Linked DNA regions of Homo sapiens: all the other regions are linked to region 3. A link is a contact called in ENCODE Hi-C or POLR2A ChIA-PET data. All regions are on one chromosome and are shown on one strand. Each heading gives the region's core, a stretch centred on a gene start or an enhancer-like site at or near the end of the contact. The rest is flanking DNA. Distances are from core to core; before and after follow the strand shown. Region 1 overlaps LOC124902543 (a long non-coding RNA gene). Region 2 has its middle 160 kb from the start of LINC02659. Region 3 has its middle 37 kb from the start of ZNF32.

The links. A loop is a pair of places that touch in the nucleus more often than their neighbours do. ChIA-PET counts read pairs that join two places held with the same protein, here RNA polymerase II (POLR2A). Pooled maps may share reads with other maps.
Region 1: a loop to region 3 is called in a pooled map of gastrocnemius medialis, with 2.3 times the contacts of the local background. The contact joins two enhancer-like sites. A Hi-C loop is called at or near these places in 2 of 168 maps with a recorded cell type or tissue (heart right ventricle and vagina) and 4 of 50 pooled maps. POLR2A ChIA-PET finds 5 or more read pairs at or near these places in 1 of 52 experiments (K562).
Region 2: a loop to region 3 is called in a map of sigmoid colon, with 2.5 times the contacts of the local background. The contact joins two enhancer-like sites. A Hi-C loop is called at or near these places in 5 of 168 maps with a recorded cell type or tissue (IMR-90, heart left ventricle, left cardiac atrium and 2 more) and 8 of 50 pooled maps.

Annotation. Positions count from the first base shown.
Region 1 is chr10:44,123,813-44,128,470 of GRCh38, reverse strand. It overlaps LOC124902543 (a long non-coding RNA gene), which reads right to left. Exons shown (of 3, transcript XR_007062368.1): 3 at 1-4,575. Among named protein-coding and RNA genes, the nearest start is that of LINC02881, 170 kb to the left of the region's middle. Within about 2 kb of position 1,995, at least 2 of the 41 ENCODE cell types and tissues checked have a DNase peak (open chromatin) inside an H3K27ac peak, as active enhancers do.
Region 2 is chr10:44,067,141-44,071,398 of GRCh38, reverse strand. No RefSeq gene overlaps it. Among named protein-coding and RNA genes, the nearest start is that of LINC02659, 160 kb to the right of the region's middle. Within about 2 kb of position 2,051, at least 5 of the 41 ENCODE cell types and tissues checked have a DNase peak (open chromatin) inside an H3K27ac peak, as active enhancers do.
Region 3 is chr10:43,684,000-43,688,389 of GRCh38, reverse strand. No RefSeq gene overlaps it. Among named protein-coding and RNA genes, the nearest start is that of ZNF32, 37 kb to the right of the region's middle. Within about 2 kb of position 2,494, at least 4 of the 41 ENCODE cell types and tissues checked have a DNase peak (open chromatin) inside an H3K27ac peak, as active enhancers do.

The sequences.
Region 1 (4,658 bases), core at 746-3,245, 440 kb before region 3:
TGGCAATAGACATGAAGTTTCCTTTTGTGGTGAGGACAATGTTCAAGTTTGATTGTGGTCCTGTGTTAGCATTCTACAGAGAAACAGAACCAATAGGAGATATAGATGATAGAGATAGATGGATAGATGATAGATAGATAGATAGATGGATAGATAGATAGATAGATAGACAGGTAGATAGAGATTGATAGCTAGATGATTGATGATTGGTGTATTGATGATTGGTTGATTGACTGATTGATTGATGCCCCAGTGTTGTCAATTTTACTGTGCTTTCTGGGCTATGTTCACAACAGAAGAAAATGCTAACTTTCAGTAAAATGTTAGTAAAATTAATGGTATATGTTTTTTCCTATATATATCTGAATATAATAAATATTTATATATATATAAAGAGAGACAGAGATATAGAGATATTTATTGTGGGAATTGGCTCATAAGATTATGGAGGCTGAGAAGTCTCAGAATCTGCAGTATAACCTGGAGACTCAGAAAAGCTGACGTTTAATTCCATACTAATTTGAAGGCTTGAGAAGCAGGGTGGGGAGCTGGGGGATGGAAGGCCACTGTTGTAAGTCCAGGAGTCTGAAGGCCCCAGAGCCAGAGCTTAGATACTTGAGGGCAGAAGAAGATGGATGTCTCAGCTCACGAAGAAAATTTGATCTTTCTCTTTCTCTCTGTTTTTGTTCTATTTAAGCCCCAACAGATTCAAATGATGACTACCTATTATGGTGACAGTGAGTCTTCTTCACTTTGTCCACCAATTCAAAGTCTAATTTCTTCTGGAAACACCCCCACACACACCCAGAAATAAGGTTTTTACCAGCTATCTGGGCATTCCTTGGCTTAGTCAAGTTGACACACAAAATTAACCATTACAGGTGCTTAGTGCATAATTTTGTAATTGTATTAAAAACTATTGAATTATACATTTTAAATGGACGAATTGTATTATATGCAAATTATATCTGAATAAAGCTGCTATAAAAAGGTTTCTGTTGGCGAAAAAGCCCCAGTGCTGTCAATCCTACTGTGCTTTTCGGACTGTGTTCACAACAGAAGGAAATGCTAACTTTCAGTTAAATGGTGGTAAAAATAACGGTATATATTTTTTTCCCATTGGTTTCACAAATCCCTGAATTCAATTTAAGATCCTCTGCTTTAGAGCAATTGTTCTCAAACTTTAGCTTGCACTGGAAGAACTTGTTCTATAACAGATCTCTGGACCCCATACCCAGGCTTTCTGACTCAGTGGGTCTGGAATGGAGCCCAATAATTTGCAATGCCAGCAGGTTCCAGGTGATGCTGCTGCTGCAGCTGTTAAAAATCCACACCTCAAAAATCACTGCTGTAAAGGAAAGGTGGGGAAAAATTTTTAACCCTCATTTGCCATACAAAGCTCTTCAAACAGAACCATTCATTCTGAAATATTGGCTTTCTCTGGCTCTCTTCTCTCCAAGGGCTTTTCTGGATGGGTCTATTCTATTTACAGGACCATGAATACAGACTTCCAGAATGGACAAATTAGTCAATTGTGCTTTTTCTTGAAGCCAGAGAAAGTTTAGCCAGCTCTTCTAAACACAGGGGCATGCTGGTACTGTGAGGTTTTCACGCTTTCGTTAACTCAGATACGTTGATGATTGTCACAGCTCCTTTTCAGTCAAGACTTAGGTGACTTCTAGGCTTCACTCATCCTGCCTTGAGAGAGGAACAAAAGAAAAACCCACCTGCTCTACCTAGTGACTCCTGCAGAGAGCTCATCTCATCAACCACACAGACACAGCCTGCTGCTGCCTGGAGTTCCCTTTTGGCTTCATAATTCCCCAGCCGCAATCCACATGTCCAAAAGCAGGAACAATTTTGTCAAGGCAATGGCAGAGAAGTGTTACGTCATCCAACCCCATTGTGATAAAAAAAAGGAAAATCAGACATTGCTCTTTGGCCTTTTTCGATTTTCTGTCACTCCAGAGCCCTGTTGTTCTTAATCATGCCTTCCCACGCGGTTTGATTCTTCTCTCTCCACTTCCCTCCTGGACTTGTCTCTGTAGGAACATCACATTCCTCCCCTCCCATGTACTAGGCAGAGAAGCTTTTTTCTTCCTCATGAAAACTAGGCATGGGCCCAAAACCCAGGTCCTGGAAGCTCATTTCTATCCCCTCAATAGGCTTATTAAACCATTTCCCCAAAAAAGCCAAGTCCCTTCTGAATAAAGAATTCTTGTAACAATTGCTAAAAATGAGAAAACATTTCTTCCATTTATTTCTTCTGAGTCTCAGAAGAAACATGTGTTTTCAGGTTCCAGGGACATTTCACTCTGGCCTTCAGTGTTGAGTAAGAGGTAATAGCCCCAGATGGCTAAACCCACATGAGTGTGGAATTTGTGGTAAGTGTTGTTATTGCTCATAGATCTTTGGAGTTCCCTGTGGCCCCTCCTCCATCTATTAAGAAAGCATTATGCTGGTGGATGGTACGGGGTGGCAGGCCAGGCCCTCCTTCCCCATCTCCTCCAGGAGAACATCTTTGGGGCCAGTCATCCCCACCCCTTTAACTGAGTTAAACAGGGAATCTACACACCTTCAGCAACTGCCATATATGAGAGCTTGGAGGGCTGTACCCCAAATCACTCAATGGCAGTCAGTGGAGGGTTCCAGCACTCATTTCTGAGATGAATTAGGCAAATGGTCCCCAGAAAAAACATGTGCATACAGGGAAGAGCTCCAGCAGGGAACAGGCCCTGCACCTTGTTCTCTCAGAGCGTATCAGAGGCTGTGAGGATGATAGTAGAGGCAGCTCTCTGTGGAGAACAAGGGCGTTCCAGGCACAGTCAAGGAGATCCTGGCCTTGATGTGAGATGACAACTGTCACTCATTTATTTCACTGTTTGTATGCCACAGTCATCCAATAATTGTTACTATTTTCACTTTAAACAGATATCTTTTAGGCCAATTAAAATAAGAAAAATAAAAGATTTTCTTTTACCTTCATTTATTTCTTCTCCAACTCTCTTCCTTTCTTTATGTAGATTTGAGTTTCTCACCTATATAATTTTCCTTCCACCTGAGGAATTTGTTGGAGGACAGGTTTGCCAGTAATGAGTTGCTTTACTTTTTGTTTGAGAAAGTTTTTATTTCTCCTTAATTTCGAAGGATAATTTTACTGGATACAGATAAGAGGAGCTGTGCATCTCACTGTTGAAGTGGACCTTACAGATAAGCAAAGGAAGAGTGCAAATGACCCATGCGTGGTAGTATATTATGGTTGGAAAAATCAATATGAACTAATGTTTAACTTAATAAAGATGCAGATACAAAAATACAGACATATGAGGTCAAGCATGGTGGCTCACACCTATAATCCCAACACTTTGGGAGGCCAAGGCAGAAGGATCGCTTGAGGCCAGAAGTTTAAGACCAATCTGGACAACATAGCACAAACTTGTCTCTACTAAAAATAAAAAATTAACCAATCTTGGTGGAGTGCTTGCAGTCTCAGCTACTCAGGAGGCTGAGGTGGGAGGATTGCTTGATCCCAGGAGGTTGAGACTGCAGTGAGCTATGATTGCACCATTACACTTCAGCCTGAGTAACAGAGTGAGACCCTGTCTCAAAACAAGACATGAAAATATTTATAAATATATATGTGTGTATAAACATGTTATTATATACATATTTATATTTCCTTGCTGTGTCAGCTAAGAGCACTAGAAGCAAGGACATCTCAATTTCAACGAGCACAGCTCATACCCATATCTTGGTTTCTAAAACCATTCTCCAGTAAAAGGATTCATGATTTCTTAGGAAAATGGTTGATTCTAAGGCAGAAGAGCAATTACCTAAGAGGAGCCCAGAGCATCTTGTAGTGCCAGAAAGTAAGAAGGTGCTCAAACAAAACTACTGCAAGGGAGTGCAGCAAAGGGCACAAGAGCCAAACAAAAGAGCTCTGCACGGCCACAGCTGGAGCAATGAAATAGAGTCGCATTGAATTACAACCCAAAGTGCACAATAATTATACATGAGTGCATATTGATATAAATACATGACTGAATAAGTAAATAAATGGGGGAAAAGAAGCAAATCTACTGTACAGAAGAATTTCAAATAATTTCGGTAGATAGCTCTCAAAGAGGTGGAGCATAACTCCCACTCCTTAAGTGTGGGCTGTGGTAGTGTGGAAGTGTGGCAGTGACTTTCTTCCAAAAAACTACAGTACAAAAGAGAAAAATGAGTAAATTTACGTCACAGAAACCTGCGAAGTATCACCTCAACCAGGTGCTCAAGGTCAACATCAACAGTGACAAGTCATGTTGATAGCATGGATCCCTGACACAATGTCATTAAAATAGTCCTTACCCCTGTTGGGCTTCTCCCCAAAGCCCATCACCTCATCAGTCTAATCATGGGAGAAACTTCAGACAGACTCCCATAGAGGATTAGCCTACAACGTACCTGACTAGTACTCCTCAATATTGTCAAGATCATCAAAAACAAGGAAAGCCTGAGAAGCCATCACAGTCAAGGAGAGCCTAAGGAGATCCTGTGACTAAATGTAACACAGTATTCATCCGCAGTGGGATCCTGAACACATAAAGGACATTAGATAAAAACAAAGGAAATACGAACAAAGCATGGACTTTAGTTTACAATAATGAATCAATTTT
Region 2 (4,258 bases), core at 802-3,301, 380 kb before region 3:
TGGTTTCTAGGACTTAGGGATGGTGGGGAGGGGTGGGTGGCAGGAGGGAGATCTGGAGATCTTGGTAGTGAGGAAATAGTTCTGTATCTTGATGGGAGTAGTGGATACACAAACTACATATGTGATAAAATAAGCCATAACTACACACACACTTTGCACCAATATCCAAGTCCTGATTTTGATGCTATATTGTATCTCATAAGAAGTAATCATGGGGAAACCTACTGGAAGGGTACACAGGATCTCTCTGTACAATCTTTGCAAACTCCTATTAATCTACAATATTTTTTTAAAGTTTGTGGAAAAGCTTCTGATTTGATCTGATACATGCTGTGAAGAGTAAAAGGATTGGGCTATTTAATTATGAGCTCGAGGGGCACATTATTTGAAAATGTTTGAACACAACAAAAGTAAAAGGTAAAAATAAATAGAAGCTAGTTATATAAAAGAAAGAGACACTTCTCCTCCCGAGTTCTTTCCTGGAGCCACTGTGCAAGAACAGCCAGGCAGCATACAGCCCTCAGGACCATGATGTGCGTGCTGCCCAGGGTCAGGAGACCCCAGATCTGACCAAACCTCCCTGTGTCTGTGCAGCATCTAGGACAGCTGGCCTTGGCCCCCTCCTCTGTACACAGAGGTGATGGAGTGACAAGGCTCCACAGTGCTTTCATCCATCTCCTGGCTTCCTAGACTCACTACAGCAGCACCAAGGAGGCCCTGAGACATTGGCTATACAGAGAGGATGCCCTGTCCCCAGGACACCAGCCTTGCTGCAATAACTGCACATGGTCAGCATTGCATGGCTGGGCTGGAAAGCACAATGCGTGGTGTCTCAGAACTGGGCTTGCATAATGCATTCCCTCTGCCTGGCATCTCCATGCTGCACAGGAGTGAGAGCAACTCCCAATGCCTGCCAACGCAGGGCTTGGCATGTCTCCTCAGAGCCAGGGAGCCAGCAGACTCTGGGCAGAGCCAGGCCCTGCTTAGTGTGTCTGTGAAGACTTCTCCAGAGGCACGAGTAGCCCATCAGCAGTACATGCAGTTGATAGTGCAGATTCAGGCCAGATGGTGGGGGCTTCCAGGAAAGCGGGGATTGCGGAGGAGGACAGGGTGAAGAGTGAAATGCCCTTACCAAACAAACGAAGCAGTATCCTATGGAGTGAACATCCAGAACATCCCTCTTCTTCAAAATTTTTGTAAAATATACACAACATAGAATTTACTATTTTAACCATTTTTAAGTGAGCAATTCAGTGGCATTAAGAACACTCACATTTTTGGGTAACCATCACCACCATCCATCCCCAGAACTTTTCATCATGCCAAACTGAAACTGTACCCCTTAAATGGTAACTCTCCATCCCACTTCCCCCGGTCCTAACAACTACCATGCTGCTTTCTGTCTCTATGAATTTGGCTACTCTAAGTACTTAACATAAGTGGAATCATGCATTTGTCCTTTTGTGTCTGGCTTATTTCGCTTAGCATAATGTCTTCAAGCTTTTTCCATATTGTAGCATGTGCCAGAATTTTCTTTCTTGGCATTCCTTTTTGAGGCTGAATAATAGTCCATTGTATGCATGCACCACACTTGCTTTTCCATTCGTTCATTGATAGGCATTTGGGTTGCTTCCATCTCTTGGCTACTGTGAATAATGCTGCTACGGTCATGGGTGTACGAATATCTCTTCTCTTTCCTGTTTTCAATGTCCAGGACATTCTTATCATTTCCCTTATAAATAAAGGCCAAGTTCTGCCATGGCTGGACTGGGTTTCCCAACTTAAGCCTACTTCCAAGAGGCTACAGGGGCACTACAGAATACAAGGAATTGCTTCCTTAATCTTTCTGAGCCTCAGGATCTAACCTCTGAAAGGGAAATCATACTACAGGAGGTATAAATAGCAGGGAGAAGAGGAAGGCAACACACGAAAGCCCCTCAGCTTTCAAACCAGTGGAGGCTCATTCAATCCCCCACTGCATCCCCAACAGGGAGGAGTGCTTCTCGAGAGGCAGAGAGCATGTGCATGCAGGGGCCTCATGGGTCTGCCCGGTGGGAGTGGAGAGAACAGAGTGACTCACTTGGTGTGAAATCCAGAAGATTGTAGCAAGAGCATGGGACAAAATTCAAAGGGCAAGCACCAGCAGGCATAGTCCAGCCCGAGAACGGACGGCTGTAGGACACACCAAGATTTCACAGCAGGGTTCAAGGGTCAGACAATAGATTGTTAGAGATCCCAGAGCAAGACAGCAGAGGGGGTTCTGGAAGAGAGGAGAAGGGGCTCAGCTGCTGGGGCAGGGAACAGGCAGACCTTTCGTAGCCACCATGGTGGGGAGTGGGGTCTGGCAAGGACAACCCAGAGCCCCACTTCTGGAGAACCTCAAATATTAGAAGACGGACCGTATGGGTCCATTTGCCCCAAGCAATCCTAGGTTAGGCCTGCTGTTCTGGCAAAATCACTTTCAAAATTGCCACATCCTTGGTTTGGAAGATGAATTATAGGTCACAACAGGGTGGTTACCAATGCAGGAGCCAGCACAAGGAATTAGGCCAAAGGTACACAGAAAAGCCGCTGTCACCCAGGAAGGCAGGAACATGCTTGGACAAAGTGGAGAGTGGGGTCTGCCTGAATGGTGCCCCCTGCCTGGGACCCTGTGTCCTTCTTCCCTAAAGTTAGTCAGCCACAGAGCCTGGGGCACACTGACCTTCACCATGACTGTTATGGTGGGGTTGAGGGGGATGAAGGCAAGTATTGATAGCTGAGGGGATTGCATTCCTGCAGAGTGCTTTGTTTCTGTTCAATGAAAATTGCTGAAAATTTTTAATCTTGATACAAAAGTATAGAAGAGTGACTTGTTTGGTTTTTCTGTGGTTCTTGCTTGGCATCTAGCACTGAACTCAGTCTCAATGCTTTGGTTGAGACCTTCCCCTAAGAATCGCACAAAGCTGTGACCTTTTATAATTGTTTGCTTGTTTTTACAAGAATGGGATGGTCCAGATGAGAACATTCAGGTTTGTCCTTTTTTTCTGTGTTTTCTTTTACCATGTGGTCCCATCCTGTCGGCACTATGGCACAGCAGTCTTCCTCAGTGGGGCCTGGCCAGGATAGGCCCCACAGAGCCAGAAACTTTAGGCAATCCTGGGTTTGCCCACTGTTCAGGTGAAGGTTCAAATTTTGCATACTCTTTTCCTTCTCTTGTTGCAAAAATCCTTAACAAAGTATCAGCAAATCAAATTTAGCAATATATAGAAAGAATATACTCCATGACCAAGTGGAGTGTACTCCAGGAGTTCAAGGCTAGTTCAGTACTAAAAAATCTATCTGTGTAATCCACTGTATTAATGGAGAAAGAAATTACATGATCATATCAATGGATACAGAAAAAAACACCATTTATAATTTTTTTTAAACTCTCAGAAAATGAAGAGTAGGGGGAACTTCCGCAACTTGATAGAGTATCAACAAAAAGACCTACAGCTAACATCACACTTAATGGCAAAATGCGAAATACTTTTCTCCAAATGCTGGGAATGAAGCAAGATCTCAACATCATCTGCAACTTCTAGCCAGTGTAGTAAGGCAAGAAAGGGAATAAAAGGCATACATCTTTCCACCTCGAGAATCAGCCCCAGTGTATTTTCCTGGCACCGATGACTGCAGGGCCTAGCACCCAGGGCCTTGTTGAAGGCTTTACCTGGGGAATATCCAAACAAGGAGGCAAGGTAGCAAAGAGCCCATCAGTCCCTGCTTTGCCATGTACATACAGCAACTACCTGACTGTGTGCAAGTTACTCACCTCAGTGTGCCTCAGGAGTTTCATCTGTGAAATGGTGTAACAATAGTACCTGCATCACAGGGTCCTTGTGAGGCTTTAAGGAATTACATCCTCAAAGCACCTAGAACACTGCCTGACCACATGGCAAAAACATGCAAGTATCAGCTATTATTATAGACTGTAATCATTACTCTGGGCTTCTTTTATAGTAAGGAAGAAAATAAAACATCATCAATCTCAAGTGAAGCTGTGGAACGCTGAGGGTGGCTACTTCTACCCCAGGCTATGGCTTTTGACAGGGATCTTGTACTTTGACTCTGCATAATAACCATGACGGGCAGTTAGTTTCCAGAGGAGCAAAACTGGAAGATGATCTCTTCATTCCCCCATCTTTGTAGCCTGTACCATAATCTAGAGGAATATGCTGAGTCTTCCAACCCACTTTCTCATTATCCACTGAAGGCTTTTTTCCCACTGCTTCTC
Region 3 (4,390 bases), core at 1,245-3,744:
CCGCAGGCTGGGTGCGGGGGGGGCTCACGCCTGTAATCCCAGCACATTGGGAGGCCGAGGCAGGCAGATCACAAGGTCAAGAGATAGAGACCATCCTCGCCAACATGGTGAAACCCCATTTCTACTAAAAATACAAAAATTAGCTAGGCTTAGTGGCGCGTGCCTGTAATCCCATCTACTCGGGAGGATGAGGCAGGAGAATCGCTTGAACCCAGTAGGCGGAGGTTGCAGTGAGCCGAGATTGTGCCACTGCACTCCAGCCTGGGCGACAAAGCAAGACTCCTTCTCAAAAACAAAACAAACAAACAAACAAAAGCAGTCCGCTGGGAACTTCTTTGCCTTTCTTTCGGTTGCTTAGATCCAAATCTCATTTGTCTTCAACTACCCTGCTTCTCCTCCATCCAAACCCACTGTCAGCAAATCCTGCTGGACTTGCCTACAAGGAAAACCCAGAGAGCAGCCACTTCTCGTCACCTCCCTCACGCTCAGCCCAGGACACGCCACCACCGTCACTCCCAGAATCATGTCGCGTCCTCCCTCTTCTTCCTACTTCTGCCCTTACCGACCCCTCCAGGAATCTAGTCACAACACAGCAGCCAGAATGGTCTTGTTAAAGCATTAAGTGAAAGTCATGTCACTTCTTTGTTGAAAATCCCTCAATGGCTTTCCATCCCAGAGTCCTAAGATGTCCCAAATGGGCCTCCTCTGCTGAGCACTTCCCCTTCTCCACCCACAGTGGCCCCCCAAACTCCCCAGCTCAAGCCCTCCCCGCAATGCCACCACCATCTCCGGGTCTCCACAGCACCAACCCCCTGCTTGGAATGCAGCCCCCACGTCTCCCCGCTTGCTCCCTGATGCCTTCAGCTCTCTGCTCAGAGCTCCCTGCACAGCAGGCTCCTTCTGGCCACCTTATTTAAGACTGCAGCTCTCTCCCTCGTCCCCACCCCTTCTTTTCCTCTTCCTCACTCTAGGTTTCCAAAGCCCTGACCGCTTTCTCTCATTCGATGTGTCCTGACTTGCTTATTGTCTTTCATCCCTCACTAAACATGTGCTTCAAGCAAGCAGGGGTTTTTTTTTAAGAGACAGGGCCCCACTCTGTTGCCCAGACTGAAGTGCAGTGGCTTTTCACAGGTGTGATCATAGCCTGCAGCAGCTTCAACCTCCCAGGTTCAAGCAGTCCTCCCACCTCAGCTTCGCCAGTAGCTGGGATGACAGGCACGTGCCACCACCGTGCCCAGCTGATTTTCTTCACTGCTAGATGCCCCTTGCTAAGACCATTGAGGAGGATCTAGTGGATCTTTGCTCACTAAATGCATGAGGGAATCCTATATCTGCCTTCTCTCCGCTCTTTCCTGCCATTTCCATCACATTTTACTCTTGCTCTGCTCCGTAAGGATTTCTCCAGGTGGAGTCTTTCCTGCCTCAGATTTTAGAGTCCATTTTGGGACTCACCGCCTCTAGTGGGTTTTGCTTTAATTTGGGCCACTGTGGACCATTTCTATTTCTAAGAACACTCCCTTGTTCTCCCACTGCTGCTTTTTCATAATTGCCTACACTTGTGTTTAATCAAAGTTCTGGCCCCTTAATGCCCTCTGAGATGCAGGCTGAAATTGTGTAAACGTGTTTCTGCCTTCTATAGTAACTATTTGGGTCAGGGTATTTTGTGGTTCTAAGCACTGCTGGCTTGCTGACCCACCTGGACGTCTTCTGTGGCCCATCCACATTTGTGAATTTGATTAACTGCCATGGAGCTGGTGGGATTCTATCAACCGGATGTTGAGGCTCCCCTAGAGGCATCCACATGTAATTATTTGAGTTGAAGGAAAGGCCTCCCCACTGAGAGATGAGTGAGCCTTATACCTTACACCTTTCCTTCAGGGTGTTCAGCTAAGAGGCTGACCAGCAGAACAAGGCCCTCTCAGAAGGGAAGTAGGTGATCAACCACATGGGGTCCTCGGGGTGCACCCGCCTCGGCTAACAGGGGGCCAAGCTGAGCCCCGGGAAAAGCTGTGGCCTGCTGTTCTGTGTGTGCTCTGAAAGAGTTCCGGAAATCTTTTCCTTTATTCTCCCATAACTGCTTCCTGACCCACCTGTTCCTCCAGCCTCTGGACTTTAGATTTATTCAGTCAGATCTGTAATTATAACAAGAAGAGCTAAAATCATCCTGACATTTGCTGTATGCCAATATTGTTGTCAGGACTTTATAGAAATTAACTCATTTAGTTAGCTCATATCACCCCAATCAAGTAGTTACTATTGTTTTGCCAGTTTTGAGAGGAGGGAACTGAACTGCAGAGAAGTGAAGACCTGCCCGTGGTCAAGCAGCTGCTAAGGGGCGTCCCTGAGACCACAGCTCACTCACCAGTGGGGAGCGAGAAAAACAGAGGGCGAGCACATCTGAGACCTGCCGTGCTGGGCCTTTGGGAGTGTCTGTGAGCACATGAGCGTGTATGCAGTCAGGAGTCACCTGGGGAGCTGGCCCGGGGCTCTCACATGAAAGCCCAACCAGCCACAGCCACAGTCGCCCTGCTATTCCTATCAAGACCTTGCATAACAAGAAATTGTTCACATGCCAAGGCTAGAAAGGCAACAGATTCTGCAAAGCCAAGCTCTCATTGACCTTATAACCAGAGGGCCTAGCTTGTGCATATAGTAGGTTGCTTAATAAATATTTGTTGGAATAAAGACATTAGAAACATCAGAAGTCTCCTTTTGATTTTTTTATTCTGTATGTGCATGTATTTATGTATACATGTGTACAATGTATATCTGTAGGTACATGTATTATACATGTTTTCATGTATGTGTATAATATACATACACATGCCTACATATACTATATGTAAAATATATTATAAGCATGTGTGTGTTGTCAGAAGTAGCTTTTTACAATCAAACTCTACTGAGGGACACACGATTTGCCTAGTAAAGGATTCCCAAACCAGTAGGAAGCCAGTTTTGTTTCCAGTCTTGAAAAAGAAATATAACTAGCATCAATCAGAATTGAGAAGAATAGTCCTTCTCAACAATATTTCATATTATTAGAGAGTAATCCTGAAAAGATCAGGCTACTACATATACCACACCTGTAGTTAAAATTCAGTTCTGTAAAACCCTGTCTTCTAAGTATATCATTTATGGAGTCAGAACATAAAAGATCTTAAAAATAAATCCTTCAGAAGGTTAAAAAAATCACCAACTTAAAAATAAACACTGAGACATTGATTTTGGAAAGACTCTAACAAGGATGTTGCAGAAAGTCCACAAACACAGCACCAACCAAATTCAGGTTCAAGGCTGCACACCAATCAACAAGAACTGGTTGCGCATGAAACACCCATCCCACTTTTACAAATCTGCATAGAGAAGCCTTAGAAAGCCACAGAGTGCACTCCATATTCCAGTCTGTAAAGGCTATGACTGATTAGCATCACTTTAATATTCAATATAGATTTCTCACAAAGCCCAATATGTATTAGTCTGTTCTCACACTGCTGATAAAGACATACCCAAGACTGCGCAATTTACAAAAGAAAGAGGTTTATTGGACTTACAATTCCACATGGCCTGTAGGCCTCATGATCATGGCAGAAGGTGAAAGGCATGTCTCACATGGCGGCAGACAAGAGAGCTTGGGCAGGCAAACTCCCGTTATTAAAGTCATCAGATCTCATGAGACTCCTTCACTATCACAAGAACAGTGCAGGAAAGACCCGCCCCCATAATTCAATCACCTCCCAGTGGGTTCCTCCCACAACACAGGGGAATTGTGGGAGTTACAATTCAAAATAAGATTTGGGTGGGGACACAGCCAAACCATATCACAATGTGTTAATAAAACTACACAATTGAAAACCTCTACTATAAGCCAAATATGTAAAACCTTTTTTAAAAAAATCTCAAACCAAAGATTAGAGGATAAATGGGTTTTTTTTTCACATGAAATTTCATAAGAAATTGGCTGAGTATGGTGGCTCACATCTGTAATCCCAACACTTTGAAGGCCAAGGCAGGAGAATCACTTGAGCCCAGGAATATGAGATCAGCCTGCACAACATAGTGAGACTAGTCTTTACAAAAAACAATTTTTAATAAAATAATTTTTTAAAGAAATTGTCCAGAATACAGGGCCAACTAGACTTGAGGGATTGCAGAAAGTGTCCTCAAACTTGGACGTCAAGAAAGATGAACTTGAAAAAACAGTCCTGCGTCCCATCATCCTTGAAGTTAGAACTGTCTGAAATGTGTACAGTATGCATTGCAAAAACCTATTCAAATGTTCCTGTTTTTCTATCCAGATATGTTTTGGTTCTGTGCCTGTCTCACACTTGTCCAGAATGTCTTGCCTGCTACTGAGTCATTTGCTTGAAATCTGTAAGTTCTATCTCAG